2 separate regions of the Mus musculus genome follow, and region 2 is linked to region 1. A link is a loop called in an ENCODE intact Hi-C map of the cell type or tissue named here. Cell type or tissue: heart. All regions are shown on one strand.

Evidence for each region. Hi-C counts contacts between places; a loop is a spot of excess contacts. Peaks named below come from ENCODE experiments on the same cell type or tissue, not always from the same donor. Only the 100,000 strongest peaks of a DNase experiment are listed, where the experiment ranks them.
Region 2: it touches region 1 in a loop (7-fold over the local background); 30 of 42 quality-filtered maps call a loop at or near these places.

What each region holds. Positions count from the first base shown.
Region 1 is chr11:61,947,636-61,955,635 of GRCm38, reverse strand. It overlaps Gm12273 (a long non-coding RNA gene), which reads right to left and starts at 4,719. Exons shown (of 3, transcript XR_388712.3): 1 at 4,561-4,719; 2 at 3,954-4,190; 3 at 2,902-3,585. In heart, CTCF peaks have their summits at 4,835 (motif pointing left), 5,952 and 6,154 (motif pointing left); a DNase peak (open chromatin) is centred at 4,785.
Region 2 is chr11:62,276,084-62,284,083 of GRCm38, reverse strand. Zswim7 (zinc finger SWIM-type containing 7) reads left to right here and starts at 2,689. Exons shown (of 5, transcript NM_027198.1): 1 at 2,689-2,827; 2 at 7,445-7,466. The coding sequence starts at 2,752. It overlaps Ttc19 (tetratricopeptide repeat domain 19), which reads right to left and starts at 2,611. Exons shown (of 10, transcript NM_028360.2): 1 at 2,391-2,611; 2 at 2,196-2,299; 3 at 377-487. The coding sequence starts at 2,571. In heart, CTCF peaks have their summits at 3,202 (motif pointing right) and 5,795 (motif pointing right); DNase peaks (open chromatin) are centred at 2,663 and 5,823; H3K4me3 peaks cover 1,869 bases; H3K27ac peaks cover 1,632 bases.

The sequences.
Region 1 (8,000 bases):
CTCCATGACTCATTTGACATTGATTATCTACACACACACACACACACACACACACACACACACACACACACGCTTCTGTGGATACACTGCAGGGACCGTTTATGTTCCAGCTTAGACCTCTCCCTCACTTTAGCCCTCATTCCCCAACATCTCTAGGACACCTCTGAGGCCCTGGAATTGAACAAGGTCAAGACCGAGTTCAGGGTTGTCCTTTCTCTCAGCCTGGTTCTCCCTCCCCTGGGGGTGAACGCTTTGTCCAGAGACTAAAGAACATGTTCTGTATTTATTAACATAAAAGTCACCTACGACTATTAAATATGCATGAACAGAATGGCAGGACCATGAGTCATGCTTGAGGTAGTGAGAGTGAAACACAGACAATTCTTTCTAGATGAGGTGGGGAGGGGAAGAGACGCCCGGGTAGTAGAGGTGGAAAGGCTGTTGAAGGAGGGTTTGGGTGTTGGGCTGGCCTTTGTTGGTGTTTTGCTTTGCTTTCGTGGTGGAAGAAACTTCAGCATGTTAAATATTTATGGAAAGAATACCACTGAAGGGCAGTCAGGAAAAGTTAACTCTGCATGACTGCTCAGCAGACTGTGCATGTATAAAAGGGAAAGGATGGGAATCCTGGCCAGGATGGAAGCAGCCCCCACCCCACCCCACCCAGCCCCGCCCAGCTCCACCCCACCCCACACTGTAAGATGAGAGAAGTATAAAAGAAGGGAAATGAAGGTTTCCTTTAGTAGAGGGAAGAAAGTCAAAAGGGTTTTCTCTGGAAAAGAAGAGAGGATGAGATTCATGAGAGTGAGCAGGAGGCCGTGTGTGTGTGTGTGTGTGTGTGTGTGTGTGTGTGTGTGTGTGTGTGTGCGTGCACACGTGTGTATCAATCCAGAATGATAACCTGGAGTATTGATTGTTGCCATCAGGCAGCATCAGGCAGTGAGACTGTTGGATTCTCTGACTGGATGACTATGTCCCTGTTCAGATGTTGCAGCACAATCCCCAGTGTTGTTCAATGTTCCCAGGTGGAGCCTTTAGAGAATAATGAGGCAGAGACTTCAGGAAATGGACTAATATCCTCAAAAACAGAGTTCTCTTGTACATCTCCCCGTGTGAGGATGTAGAAAGATGTTCCTATCAATTAATCAGGAAGGGAACTTTCATCAGACATCAAGTTAGCCTTGACCTTCAACATCTGGAGGCCCTGAGACTCCATCTCCATCATCTAAGCCACCCAGTCAATGGACCTTTCTTATGCAGGAGCCAAATAGACAGTGAGATGGGTGGTAAGCGTGGAGTCAAGTTAGGGCCATCACATACCCATCTGTGAGTTAGACAGAACCCAAGCTGTCCTGATAGATAGAGAAACACAATGGCAACCACAGTGATCGCTGCCTTTAATAAGAAGTAAGCAGGCATTAAGGGGATGGCTCACCTGCCATGAATGCATGAGAAACTGAATCTGAAGCCCCAGAGCCCATGTAAAGCCAGACTTGGTGGCACACATCTGTAATCCCAGATTGAAGGAGATTGAAAGTAGAGACAGGAGAACCCCAGAACTCCCAGCTTAGGTCAGGGAGTCTGGTTATACATGGTGAGCAACAAAGAGAGACCCTGTCTCAAACAATGTGGAAGGCAAGGATTAGCCTGAGGTTATCCTCTGACTCACCACATGCCATGCTGTGACACACTTGTGCCAACACTTACACACAAGCATGCAGATCACACACACACACACATAAGTGTGCAGTTATACGTGTGTGTGTGTGTGTGTGTGTGTGTGTGTGTGTGTGTGTGTACATTTGAAGGCCAGAGGACCTCAGGTGTTGTTTCTCGGGTGCCAGCCATCTTTCTTTTGATAGGTCGCTCACTGGTTGGCAGCAAGCCTCAAGCATCAGCCTGCCTCTCCCGTCCCAGCACCGGGATCATGGGGGAGCATCTATGATTCTGGTGCTGGGAAGGGAGAGGCAGGCTAGCCCTTGGGTTGAGTTGGGTTGGCTTGGGTTGGCTTGGGTTGGGTTTGGGTTTTGTCTGTTGTCTCATGGGTTCTGGGGATGGAACTCAGGTCTGGGCCAGCCTGGCAAGAGCTTCTTGAATTGAGCTTGTTCCCCGGCCCTGACTGTATGAAAGAAAACATGGTTTATCAAAATCAGTCCTCGGAGTTTTGTCTTGGGGTTTTTGGTTTTGCTTTGTTTATTTATATTTGTGGTGTGCACGTGTGTCGGGGTGCATGCGGTGCACGTGTGTCGGGGTGCATGCGGTGCACGTGTGTCGGGGTGCATGTGGTGCATGTGCATGTGGGTAAGAAAATATCTTACTGGAGTCAGTTCTCTCCCTCCACCATGTGGCTGTCTGGAATCAGACAGGTTGTCAGGTTTGGTAGCAAGCATATTTAAGCACAGCAAGCTATCTTGCTAGCCCTTGGTTTGGTTTGGGTTGGTTTGGGCTGGGTTGGTTTGGGCTGGGTTGGGTTGGGTTGAGGTTGGGTTGGGTTGGGTTGGGTTGGGTTGGGTTGGGTTTAGGTTGAGTTGGGTTGGGTTGGGTTGGATTGGGTTGGGTTTAGGTTGGGTTGGGTTGGGCTGGGCTGGGTTGGGTTGGGTTTAGGTTGGGTTAGGTTTAGGTTAGGTTTGGGTTGGGTTTAGGTTGGGTTGGGCTGGGTTGGGCTGGGTTGGGCTGGGTTTGGGTTTGGGTTTTGTTTTTTAACAGGTTCTCGCTACGTAGCTCTGATTGGGCTTGAGCTCCCCATGTACATGAGGCTAACTATGAACTCGGAGACCCACCTTTGCCTCTTAAGTACTTTGAGAGAAGGTGTGCGGTGTGCACCGAAAGGCTCACGCTAGGAGAGTCTTTAAAATGCACACACACACACACACACACACACACACACACACACATCCAGAGTCTGATCTCATGGTTTATTTTCCATACACATTTAAGCACAGTAAAGCCTTGGGGAAAGTCTCCATGTGACAATTCTCACCATAAAGCTTCAGGGACGGCTGCACCTAAACTCCCTTCCAAACTAGCCAAGCACCTGTGACTCTTATATTAAGAATGAGTTGTATTGACTGATAAATAGTGCTCACGGCACAGGCCAAGGAAGAAAGACCCTACAAATCCACTTGTAGGAAGTGAAGGGACCTCAGAGTGGGCACGGAACACACCCAGACACCAAGTTCTCGGCACAAAGGAGATTCTATTACGAAGGCATAAGGAAGTGGCCAAATTCGGGGCTAGACCTTGGTGGCTAGCTTTAGGAATGTAATCTAATAGTTTGACGAGAGAGGGGGAAGGGGAGAGGGCAAAACCTGCCAGTTCCACGTTTGCCATGCTGGGGCCTGTAAGAGCCCTTTAATAAGCACTCAGATAGATTCTATTGATGGGGAATGCAAAATACACGGGACCTCTCTCATAAGGATGGGGTCTATTCACTGGGAGGCAAAGCTCAGGACTGAGGCCTAGACAATGCTCAGGATTTTGGCAGATTCAGGTGAAGGCTGAGTCCATAGAATAGCAGAAGATCACCAGGGTTAGACAGCATCCACTCTAGCCTTCCGGGTGAACGGGTATCGGTTATCATTTCCTTCCCTTGAAGGAAATAGGCCCGTATGTTAAACAAGTCTGCTTCCTCCGGTGATCTCTCTAAACTGTGCCTCCTACTCGACACAGTCCTCCAAAGTATGACATAATCCAACCCAGTTTCATCAGTGTCTCTTGATCCTTCCACAATTCTCTGGTGTTCTTTCGCCCTTCTCCCTCTCCTGTGCCCTCCTGCCAAGTCCTTCCGGCCTTACCTACACTCCCCTGCATAACTTGTTAGCTGCATTCTTAAGGTCTTCCATGTCTTTAGGTATAGTTCGAACATCTGATGTCATCTTTGTGCGCCCCCACCCGGTCCCCCCAGAGTTCTGCTTTGTAAATAACCACGCTGCTGCTTCACCTATTTGGACACTTACGTTCCGGCAGACTGCCCTTTGTCGTCATGCGCTGACCTCGAGTAACTCTGTGCAGCCTTTTCACTTCTTGCCTGGATTTAGTCTCGTCCTCCCTCAGACAAGCCGACTGGGCTTTGCAGTCATCGAGCCTCAGCATTTACCGCCTCCCTTCTGTTGCCTTGTTCCTGGTTGGTTTGTCTGACGCTTTCCCTCTTTCTGTTTTGTTTCTTGCGGTGTAGTTCAGTGAGCATCGCAGTCCTTGGGAAAGCATTTTATATGGGTTATCCCCATACAAAGCAAAGGCTCTGGGCAGTCAAATTTAGCCCCGCCCCCACCCTACACCCCCAAATCAAAATTAGCAGCAATAAAAGTACTACCAGGGCCAGGCGATGGTGGCGCACTCATTTAATCCAGCAGAGGCAGGCGGATCTCTGAGTTCGAGGTCAGCCTGGTTTACAGAGCAAGTTCCGGACCAGCTAGGGCTACACAGAGAAACCCTGTCTCACAAAACAAAACAAACAAAAGCACTATTTGGGTAGCAAGATGGCTCAGCAGTAAAAGCATACCCACACACAACAACAGCAGCAGCAGCAACAACAATAATAATAACAATAACAACAATAATTACTTTTACAGGCACGCCAGGATTGAGGCACTCCACTGTCGAGGCTGGTGACAAAAACCGTGCCCGAATTGTTGCAAGCATGCTGTAGGTCCTACTTTTCTAATGGCTGCAGCAGGGAGACCATCCCTCTCTTTATACTTTTGGGGCTCTAAGTTGTGACATCTGCTTTGTCAAAGGGTTGTGCCACCCCGAAGTTTGGAATGCGTGATGCAAAAGTGAGTCAAGTTCCAAACCGTGACTCATGTTGCTAGAGCGCCCTCTTGTGGCAGCGGAAGGGACCTCGCCGTCTTGCTCACCTGAAAGGCCCTCATGGAGGCTCCTTTGCTTGGGCCTATTTGATGAGCCTTTTTATGGGAGTCAGCTTTCTATTATTGTACCAAGTACCTGAGATAATCAAGTTATAAAGAAAACAGTTGATTTTCGCTCACTGCTTTGAGGGTTTCTGTTCGTTGGCCTCCCTGCTGGGGTAAATGAAAAGGCAAAGTGTTCAGAAAGCAAAAGAAAAAGGGAACGGGCTGGTATACAGTGTCCCCTTTAACGGGCATGTTTTCAATGACCCGAATGCTTTCCGTAGTCCCCATTCCTCAAAGTTCCAGCACCTTCCAAGTGGGAGGCTGGGGACCTTCCAGGGCCAAGCTAAGGACCAAGCATGTAACACATGTACCCGAGGACACTTTAGATTAAATACCACTTTGGAGCCCTCACAGATGGCTCTTATGTCATTCAGATAAATTATTTTTATGCTTAAGAGTACCAGAGTTTATAAACTTTTTTGTATTTGTTTATTGTTAAATGTATAGTTTTATTATTTATAACAACCAAAACCACTCGGTAAGTGCCCTGGGACTCTTATGCACCATAGAAATGTAAAGCCTTCTCTAACCAGTGTTAAATTGCTTAATTCTTGTGTAACACGGGTGTCTTGGTTAGTTTTATGTCAGATTGGCATGAGCTAGAGTCATTTTAGAAGAGAGACTCTCAACTGAGATTAGGCAAGTTGATTAATGATTGATGTGGCAGTATATACACATATATGGATTACTGAAGAGCATATTAAGATCTTCTTTCCACAGGAGAATGAACTAAAACCTCATAATAGTAATATTATATAACGATATTCAATTAAAAATAAAATTTAAATCCAAAGATGGCTCAAAATTTACCTATTTGCAAAACATATATATTCAATATATTATGTAATGTATTATATAACATATTATGTAATATTTATTATGTAATATATAGATATATACGTACATATCTATATTACATAAATACACTCTCATTGTCATCATTAGTTTCTAAAAGGACCAGGAAGCTGGATACATTGGCATATACCTATACTCCTGACACTCTAGAGAGGCTAAGGCAGGAGGATTGCCACAAGTAGAAGATCAGCCTGGTCTACAGTGAAAGACTCTGTCTTAAAGCACAAACAAAACAACAAGAACAACAAAAAGAACAAACAAATAGACACCTCCCCTCCCCCCTCCCCCCTCCCCCATTTCCCCATCCCACCCTCCCAAAACACAAGCCCAGTAGGTCAGAATTAGAGTTAGGACTTTGCTGCCACCTAGGGGACACATCTAGTAGTGACCCAATGTAAAATCCCGCATTCCCCATGGCTAGAGGCTTTTAATTAAATGAAGCAGAATTCCTTGGAGTTTTGAACAAGAACGTTTATATTTTTTTCTGATAGAAACGAATAGCTTTACAGGCCACAGGCACATTTTCAGAAGTGATTACATACTGACTCTCCCTGAGACATCATGAATCTGAGAGCATTGAAGAGCACACTAGTGTTTAGTCCCCAGGGCAGAACCTCTGTCAATATGGGATTAACTATAATGTCAGAGAACAAACACAATGTAAATTTTTATTTTATAAACTTTATTGCTTAAAAAAAATAGGGCCAGGTAGGTAGATCTCTATGAGTTCCAGACTAACCAAGGCTACATAATAAAAATCCATCTCAAAACAACAAAACAAAACAAACAAAAAACCCACTACACTATAAAGAAAATAAAACTTGCAAATAAATAAAAATATCACAGATGCCAATTCTATACAGCTTTTAATGACTGTATACATAGCTTCTATCTAGCTAGGATTGGCGTTCGGAGTGGAGCTGTGTCCATCACCTGAGTTCAGTCCTCCCCATCCCTGTACACGCGCCTTTCTTGTTCTCTTTCTTCATGTTATACTGTACCCACATGGACATTTGTTTGCATATGTCATATTGTAACATATGTAACAATACATATAGGCTAGATTCAATTATGAAAAGCTACATGAGGTTTATGTCTTTCTAAAATTCTGAGATCTCACTTTACACTGTACCCATGTTCCTACAAACTTTTTAACTTCATTTTTCTTTACAACTAAGTAATATTCCATTATAGATTATATATATTCATTATTCATTCATCTTTTGATAGACAACTCGGCTAATTCCTATTTTTTGCTACAGTGAATAAAGCATCAATAGACACGGGAAAGGGGGGTGGTACAGACATCTCCATGGTAGGGTGTGGAGCTGCCATGTGGTAGTTTGCTTTGCTTCAGTTCATTTTGTTTTGTCTTTTGAAACAGGACCTTTCTATGTAGCCCTGGCTGTCCTAGAACTTACAGAGATCCCCCTGCCTCTGCCGTCTAAGAATTGGGATTAAAGGCATGATACCCAGATGGTGGTTGTATTTGTAATGTTGTGAGACTCTTCAAACCAGTTTTCACAATGAATTCATATAGAACCACACAAGATCATGAATTAGCCAAAGAAATCCTAGGAGGTAAGAGAGACACATGACTTCAAACTATACTGTAGAGCTATAAGGATAAAAACAACATGATGCTGGCCTGAAAATGGACAGGAAAACCAATGGAATAGAATAGAGGTCCTGGAGATAAAACAGCAGAGCCACACCCACTTAACACTGACAAAAGAGGCAAAAACATACTCTGGAAAATTCACAATTAATTTGTACCCCACAACAGTGCATAAGGGCTCCTGTCTCTCCATATCCTTTCCAACATTTGTTGTCAGATTTATTGACAATGGCCATTCTGTCTGGGATAAGGTGGTATCTCAAATAAATTTTAGTTTGCAATTCTCTGATGGCTGAGATATTGGACACTTTTTAAAACAGTTATTAGCCATTTGTATTTTTTAAAAGATGTCTACTTAGTTTACTTGTCTGTTGGTTGGCTGGTTCATCCCCTTGGTATTAAATTTCTACAGCTCTTGGTAAGTTCTGACATAGCCCCTGTCTGAGTGTAGCTGGCACAAATTTTCCCCCGTTCTCTGGGCTACCTGATAACTATGCTGACCGTGGTCCTGTAACGGTTCGGCGCACAGAATCCTTTTATTTTCCACATCTATCAGTTGATACTGCACTCAGCTCCCATCTTGGTGTTCTATTTTTAAATTTCTTGTCTTCCCCAAT
Region 2 (8,000 bases), 330 kb before region 1:
CACAGATTTACAACTTTAAAATGGAAGACTCTTCCCTGTTTTTACAATCTTAAAAAAAAAAGTTCAGAACAAAGAAAACACCCCCCGTTAATCTGCTAGAAGCTCAGTACAGCAATAGTGAAAGACGCACACAGTTTATTTTATATATTCTGTTAAAAGCAAACTAAACCCAGATCACCAATGAAAAGTACAAAGCTATTTGTTTCTTTATGGTTTGAAATTATAAGTGACCCTGTGGAGGGTACAAAAATTAAACCAAGAGAAAACCTAGAAACAAACACCTTCAGGGCATCATGGCAGTCAGGAAGATAAATGAGCAAGAACACTTTCTCAGCATGTACCCTTCCTCAATAGCTAGACTGGTTAGAGCAGTTACCAGGTCATAAGTGTACGTGATGGCCTTCCTGTTGTCACTCTCATACGCAAGGCGAAGAGCGTCATGCAAAATCAGCTCGGCCGCTTCTGGCTCGTCTTTCATGATGCTCAACTAGAGAGAAAAGACAAAGGCAACATTAACTGAGCTGTAAGGAGGCAGCTGCACTATGCTGCAGAGCAGACACTTCACAAAATGTACTGAATCCCAGCTATGTCCAGGTACCATGCCCACCCAGCTGACAGGGAGACTAGCCTCCCTTGTATCTAGGTGTGCTCATACAACAAAGTTTTAACCAACAGATCACACAGGAGGAATGTGAGCCATCTTTACTTTGTTTTTCCTCCAGAGACAGAGACCAGGCTGCCTCCTGACCCACAGAGATCCACTTGGCTCGGCCTCCTGAGTGTGGCAGTTAAAGGTGTGGACCACCACACCTGGCACTGTGTTCCTACCGAAGCTGTTCGCCTTTCGTCTTCTTCTCTTCCTGAAGATTACAGGGAATCAGGTAGGACAAGTAGGCATAATTAAAACTCACGAAAAGAGGAAGAAAAACAGCACAGAAGAATGACAAGAGGAATCTGGAACGTGTTCAAGAGAATGAGAGTAAAACTGAGGTAAAGTGACTAAGGAGTTAACCATGTAACGAAATGGACAGAAGAATGACCCCAAAAGACAGGGGTGAAAAGAATGGATCTTCAGAAGACATTCGAGGACGGAGAGGTGGACAGAGGGTCCTGAATCACATCTCTTGCCACAGGAGGATGAGACGCTGGCTTAGATCACTTCCAGCCCTGCAGCCTCTGACAGGGGGTTTGTGTTTTCTCACAGGTACAGGGAGAAGTCACTCAGCTGTCAAACAAGAAAGCACTACTACAATCTGATTTACATTTTCAAACCATCACTCAGGTTGCTACACGGAGAAAGGACTGCGGTTGGGGCAAGAGAACAGGACCTGTGTGAGGAAAACTGGGGGAAAAGAGGGAATGGAAAAAGAGGGCAGGCGATTTGAGAAGTGTTCTGGATTTGATGGCAACTGTGTTTACTGCTGTAACTGGGAATTATCAACAACACACTTTAAGAACAATTATGATTATTTTCTGTTTTTTTTTTTTTTTTTCTCCTCTTTTTTGAGACAGGGTTTCTCTGTGTAACAGAATCCTGGCTGTCCTGGACTTGCTTTGTAGAGCAAGCTGGTTTCAAACACAGGGGTCCGCCTGAGGAACCACTATGATTTTTTAGGCTTAATTTTTTAGGTGATAGAGAGAACACTGTTAAAGCCATATTTGGGGGGAAGGAATTTAAGAAAAAGTGCTTAGTCCCGGGCATGCTAAATCTGAGAGATAGCTGTGGCCTTGCAATAGAGACAGCATGTCAATGACACACTGCAGTCTGAACACAAATCTGGACGTTGTTGGCATTAAGTCGATATTGAACCCGTAGGAAGAGATGAAATAAACCTGGAGGGGGGAAAAAAAGGATGTGGAGAAACAGATTTAGACGCAAACCAATAGGCATAAACGATACTAAATTGCATTTTCGGGGCGTCATTCATAGTCTATGAACAAAATGTCATTCGGCTTGGAGGTTAGCTGATTAAAGCCACCCTCGCAAAACATCCTCAATCAATACGTTTGGACAAAATAAATAAATAAATAAAGGAAATGTGAGGGTCTCCACCTGCACTCACAACTGCAGCGATTCTGCTGCAGGATTCGCTCTGGACCAGTCTGGATGGATCCCAACCTTCCACCCAGGGCCAATCCATCCAGGCCTCGGGAAACCGGAGCAGAGAGCGCGCGCGCCCGGTCGAGCCCCTCACCTTGGCTTGCTTCAGCAGCTGGATGATCTCGGCCTCCGCCTCGTCTGACGCGTCCTCTCCCGGCTGCTCGGCCGTCGCCGCGGGTCGCGAGAACCAGGCGAGAGCTGCGAGAAGCGGCTCAGAGGTCACCGGGACCGGCCCGTGCCCGCGTCCCCGCCCCCGCCGGGCCGGCCCCGCCCGGAGCGCACCGCTCACCTGCCAACAGCGGCAGCACCCCGTGCCCCCGCGCCGGCGCGCCTCGGGTCCGCAGCCGCTCCGCGCCCGTCCCCGCGTCGCCCGTCCGCTCCGGCAGCAGGCGCGCCGTACAACCCCCACACCGCCGGCCCGCGGCCCGCAGCAGGGTTCGACCCAGACGCCAGCGAAGCAACCGGAACATGCCGACGGGTCCTCCCTCAGAGATCCACTAAGCCACGGCTGGCCCGGGACGCCCCGCCAGTCCGCATGCGCGATGACGCATGCTGACGTCACGCCGTCTCGTCCCGCCCCGCCCCGCCCCCGGCCTGCAGGGCGCGTGAAGTTCGCAGCGCCCGGGAGGAGAGAAGACGGGCGGCGTGCCATGGCGGTCGCGCTCCCGGAGGTGGTGGAAGAGCTCCTGAGCGAGATGGCCGCCGCTGTGCGAGACAGCGCGAGAAGTACGGCCTGCGGGCTTTTATTCTTACCCCGCATGGTTATGTCCCTGAAGCCTGGGCCCCTTAAATCGCTTAACTAAATAGAGGGATTTGAGTGACTAGACGTCAGATCCCTGAGTGCGAGCCGGTGTGCGGGAACCCCGGTACTTAAAGAGAGCCACTGGGTACATCCAAGGAGTGGGCGAGGGCTGGGATGCGGAATGGCAGATGCGTAGACAATTTCGAGTTACTCAGAATCTTTATCCACAATCCGTGATGCAAAGTTTAAAAATAATACCCTTGTTTACTACTTTGTTTAGTAAATAGATTTTACTAAAAAACATTCAGGGAGGCAAAACCTTTAAAAAAAAATCGGGAAGTTGAAAATTACTTCTTCCCTCTGGCCTGTAGAGGTCGCCCTATGCCTGTCTCCAACAAAATGACCGACCAAGGATGATCTTTGCTTACTCACCAGAGTAGGAGGATCTACCAAAAGGGGAAAACTAGTAATGAGGATCTACTATGCAGCTCGGCTGGTAAAGAGGCTTGCCTGGCATGTAGAGAGCTGCCGTGGATTCCCCACCACCGCACAAGACTGGGCACATGGCTGTAGTCTCCGCACTTGGGAAGTGGAGACAAAAAAAAAAAAAAAAAAAAAAAAAAGAAAGAAAGAAAAAGGGAAAGTTTAAGGTCAACCTCAGCTACATAATGCTAGGCCAGACTGGGCTGCTGGAGACTTTATCTCAAAAAACTGGAGGTGGGGTGGGGGGTGCTTTTGAAGTGTAGACTAATTAAAGCACTCTCCCCAAAAATAGCCTCTCTAAATGATAGCCAAATTAGAGCACAAAACTCCTATTGTTCATTGATTGTGCTCTGTGAACTGGTTTGAGTTACTGCTTCAATGGGACTAGAAAAGTAAACGAATAGTCTCATTTTGGTCTTTTACGTAAAAGATTCAGCCAACCAGGTATTCAAACATGCTTTGACTTCAAAGAAGTTGTGGGGTGTTAGTCTGTTGTGAGGTCTTGCTTCCAGGATTTGACCACAGATGTTCTGAGATGCTGGAACGAGATGAGTTTTACAGAACAGGGCTGTTGGTTAATCCATATGCCAGTAACTGAAGGGGCCCCCTTACACAGGAGCAGACTCTCAATTCCTGTTTATTTTTCAGTAGAGCAGTTTTCAGTATTGGGTCTGGGTATTCCTTTCTAATCCCCAATCTTCCTTGGTAACCGTGCAGAATATAAGTCCAGGTTGCATGTATATGATTTTGACCATATAGAAGCTATGATTTCCTTTCCTGGGTAACTTGGTTCCCCTGAATTATAACCATCTCGGCTTTCTAAGCTTGTTTAGTTTTCTACATATGTATTTTTACTTGAACTTGAAATTTTATGCCACTATCACAGGTCTCCACTCAAAATGTTAAGGTAAAAAAGACATTTTATCAGTTACATTTTCATAAAGGAATCTGCGAAGAGCCTGCCGACTTCCCTAGTATGGACTGGCTGCTGTCCGGTTGGGCTGCTGCTGTCTTCCTTCAGTGTTAACTGGGAATTCTCTTTTCCCAGTTTGGGTCTTGTGTTAGCACATCCTACAGTTTACTTTCCTCTTGTTGATCCACTTGTGTATTGTTACCTGTCTTATTGTATGCAGTACACACCTCAGTAGGTTTCTGAAGAAGGCATGAACTATGCTTTTGCGGCTTTGAATGTCTGAAAAAGGTTTTTCTGCTCTCACGCTTGGTTAAAAGGTGTTGAGGGCGGCCAGCGGCCCACATGTCTGAGTTCTAGCCTGGGAGGCATCTTGGAATCTGGAAGAAAAGAGGGAACTAGGCGGCACGAGAAAGGATGGAACCAAGACATTAGTCTGATCAAGGTTCAATTTTACTATTTGGAGACACGGGGTTATGAAGAAGGGGGAGGGGCCCATTCCCGCCAAATCATCCTTGGAGTCCAGTTTCAGGTGACCATGTGTTGGCTCTGGAACAGCTAGGTGGCAGGTAGTAGCAGTGGGAGTGGCAGAACGATAGGGTGGCAGGCTTCATCCCCATGCTCTCTTAGTGCTAACAGTCAAACCTGATCAGCCAGATTTCAGGCTGGGGGGGGGGGGTTACAAAAAGGTATTAAGTTTCATGTTGGAAATAGCATATCTTCAGACCTCTGAAAACATTGTCCCATAATTGTCTAGCATTTTGTATCTAGCATTGCTCCTGAATTTTGTCGGTGGCTTTTATTTTCTCTGGGTCTTTGAATTGCAGTTGCTCCTAGGTATCCATGATGGTTAAGATTGCTGATGTACAGTCCCTTTGGTAGGATGGCATGTGACCCATATTCACCTTCCTTTGTACTTTATTTTATGTATATGAGTACACTGTAGCTGTACAGATGGTTGTTAGCCTTCATGTGGTTGTTGGGAGTTGAATTATTTTAGGACCTCTACTCACTCCGGCCCAAAAATTTATTATTATATACATAAGTACATTGTAGCTGACTTCAGACACACCAGAAGAGGGTATTAGATCTCATTATGGGTGGTTCTGAGCCACCATGTGGTTGCTGGGATTTGAACGCAGGACCTTCGGAAGGGTAGTCAATGCTCTTACCCGGCTGAGCCGTCTCACCAGCCCCCTTTGTACTTTAATATGCTTGAAACCATCCCTACATCACTCACAGCTCCTGTTCTCTGCAGTGTCAGTGCTGAGTAGGTAGATGGCATCCTGGGTTGCTTAGAGAAAATGAGAGAATGACATGTTTAGTAGAGGCTCAGAGGTTTCAGGGGTTGGTAGTACTGGTTTCTGTGTGATTTTGTTTGGCCTCTTTATAGCCCAGGCTGGCCTTGCTCCCTGTGCTTGTGCCTTTGGCTTCTGAGCATCCCAGTTAGAAGTGTGTGTCTGACCTTTCCATTTCTTTTTAAACATTCCACGTGTATGGGTATTTTGCCTGCATATGTATCTGTGCACCATGTGGGTGCAGTGCCCTGAGAGGCCAGAAGATGGCATCAGATTCCCTTGTACCGGAATGTGAACCAGCTGGGGCATGAACCCTGCTCTTAACTGCTGAGTCGTGGCCCAGCCCCTCAGTTCTTATCTCGTGTTAGGTGAGTCCACAGATGTTGGTCCTACGGGTGTGGAGAGCCAGCTATAACTTCTTTATGACCATGATTCTCAAGCTTCTGATAAGATTTTGTTCAAGTTTCATTTTTACTTCTGTATGAATGTATGAATGTCCATGTGTGAGGGAGCCCCCAGAAGCCAGAAGAGGGAGTTGGACCTGTGGAGCTGGCAGTACAGAGGTTAAGAGCCACTCAGCATGGGTGCTAGAAACTCCAGCTGTCTGAGAGCAGCCAGCCAGTGCTCTTGGCGGGTGCACCACCTCCAGCCCCTGGTTTTGTTTTCCACTCAAAGTGAGGCTCTACTAACTTACTTGATAGACATTTGTTTTTTTGTTTTTTTTTGTTTTTTCCTAGTATTCCCATCCCTTGGTTATAGCATGTCCTTTATTGTCCCTGAATAATTTATCTCCTGTATTTAATCTTTTTATCCCTGCCTCTGCTTCTTGGGAAATTCCTTCAACTGTGTCTTCCAGATTTTCTATGAGGTTTTTATTTCTGATATTATATTTAATTTATAATTTTCCCTGCCGTTTTTATGATTGCATTAGCCTGTTTGTTCTGATATTAGTGATAGTTGTTGGAACTTTCCCTCTGACTTCAGTGTTTCCTCTAAGTAGATTCTTTTGCTGATTTTTGTTCTCTTTTTACTTAGTTGTGGTAATTTGTAGTTGCCGTGTTTAAGGATAGAAAACTCAAGCAAGGACTTACAGACCTTACTTACTTACTTACTTAGCATGCGTCTTACTAGGTGGCTTAGCTGAACACCCATGACAGTGCTATTCCCTGTCCGATGGCTCAGATTCCCAATGAGTCTCCTGCCTGGAGGGTGAAGACTGGGAGAGCAGCTCAGCCGCAGGGGGGAAAGGAGGAGGGCTGGTTCTTGCAGGAGCCACGTTGGGAAGAGAGCAGCAACTCCCCCTGGCTTGGGTGTTTTCTCCTAGTCCTTTCGGAAATCCTCTATTAGAGCCTTCCGTGAACACCATCAGTCATCTGCCAGAGGGAGCGACAGCCACCCACAGCTGAGAAAGGAACGGAGACATCCTTCTGCTTGGTTGTCTGTTTCTTTTATTTATTTATCTTTGAGGCACTGTCTACATAGTCCTGGCTGTTTTGAACTCAATATGTAGACCTCAAACTCACAGAGATCTATCTGCCTGCCTCTGTGCAGAGGGTTGGGGAGGAGGATGGAAGGTTCTGGAGTATGTGCCAGACCAGTGCTCAGTTCTCCCTACCGATAGCTGAAGATCCGTCTTGTTGAGGTCTGTCTGGAAAGTTATGTTCCACTTTCATATTTGCCCCCAGTGTATTTTAGCTGTTGTTTCCCCTGCCTCCCCATCCTTGGGAACTAATGATTCTTTAAATAAGTAAATAGATCCTATTATTGCTTCAATGGGTTGGGAAAGACGTAGAATTGGATAGATAGGTTCTGTTTACATCGTCTGCAGTGATTTGGGATCGTTGTTATAAGAGCTTCATGTTTGCCGTGACTAGTCTAGCATGACTAACTCTCCTGTTCCCATCTTACAGTTCCCGACGAGCTTCTCTTATCGTAAGTACAGACTCTTGTTTGATCTATAAAAAGAGTTACACAGTTTTAAGAGCCAGATCCTTTCAATGTATTTCTTGGTTTTTAGAGATAGTAAGAGGGCTGGAGATAAGACTTGCTCCTATTCCAGGGGACCAGAGTTCCATTCAGAAGGCACATAACCACCTATAACTCTAGCTCTGGGGGATCGATCGGATACACCTCAGGCCTTTGTGGGCCCTGCCAACACACGGTGAACAGCATGTAGGCAAAACACTGACACACACTTGTTTGGTTGTTTTTTAACGTGTAAAAACAAAGCAGACCTGGTGGCAGGCACAGGTTTAATTGCAGCCCTTGGAAGGTGGAAGCATGAGGTCCAGGAGTTCAAGGCCATCCTGGGCTACAGCAGAAGTGTGAGGTCAGCCTGACCTATGTAAGACCTTGGCTCAAAAAACAAACCTAAGTCAGATCTGGAGAACAGACTCAGTGGTTCCCAGCACAGACCTTGGGAGTTTCCCAGAAGCCTAATATCCCTCCCTGACATCCATGGGCACC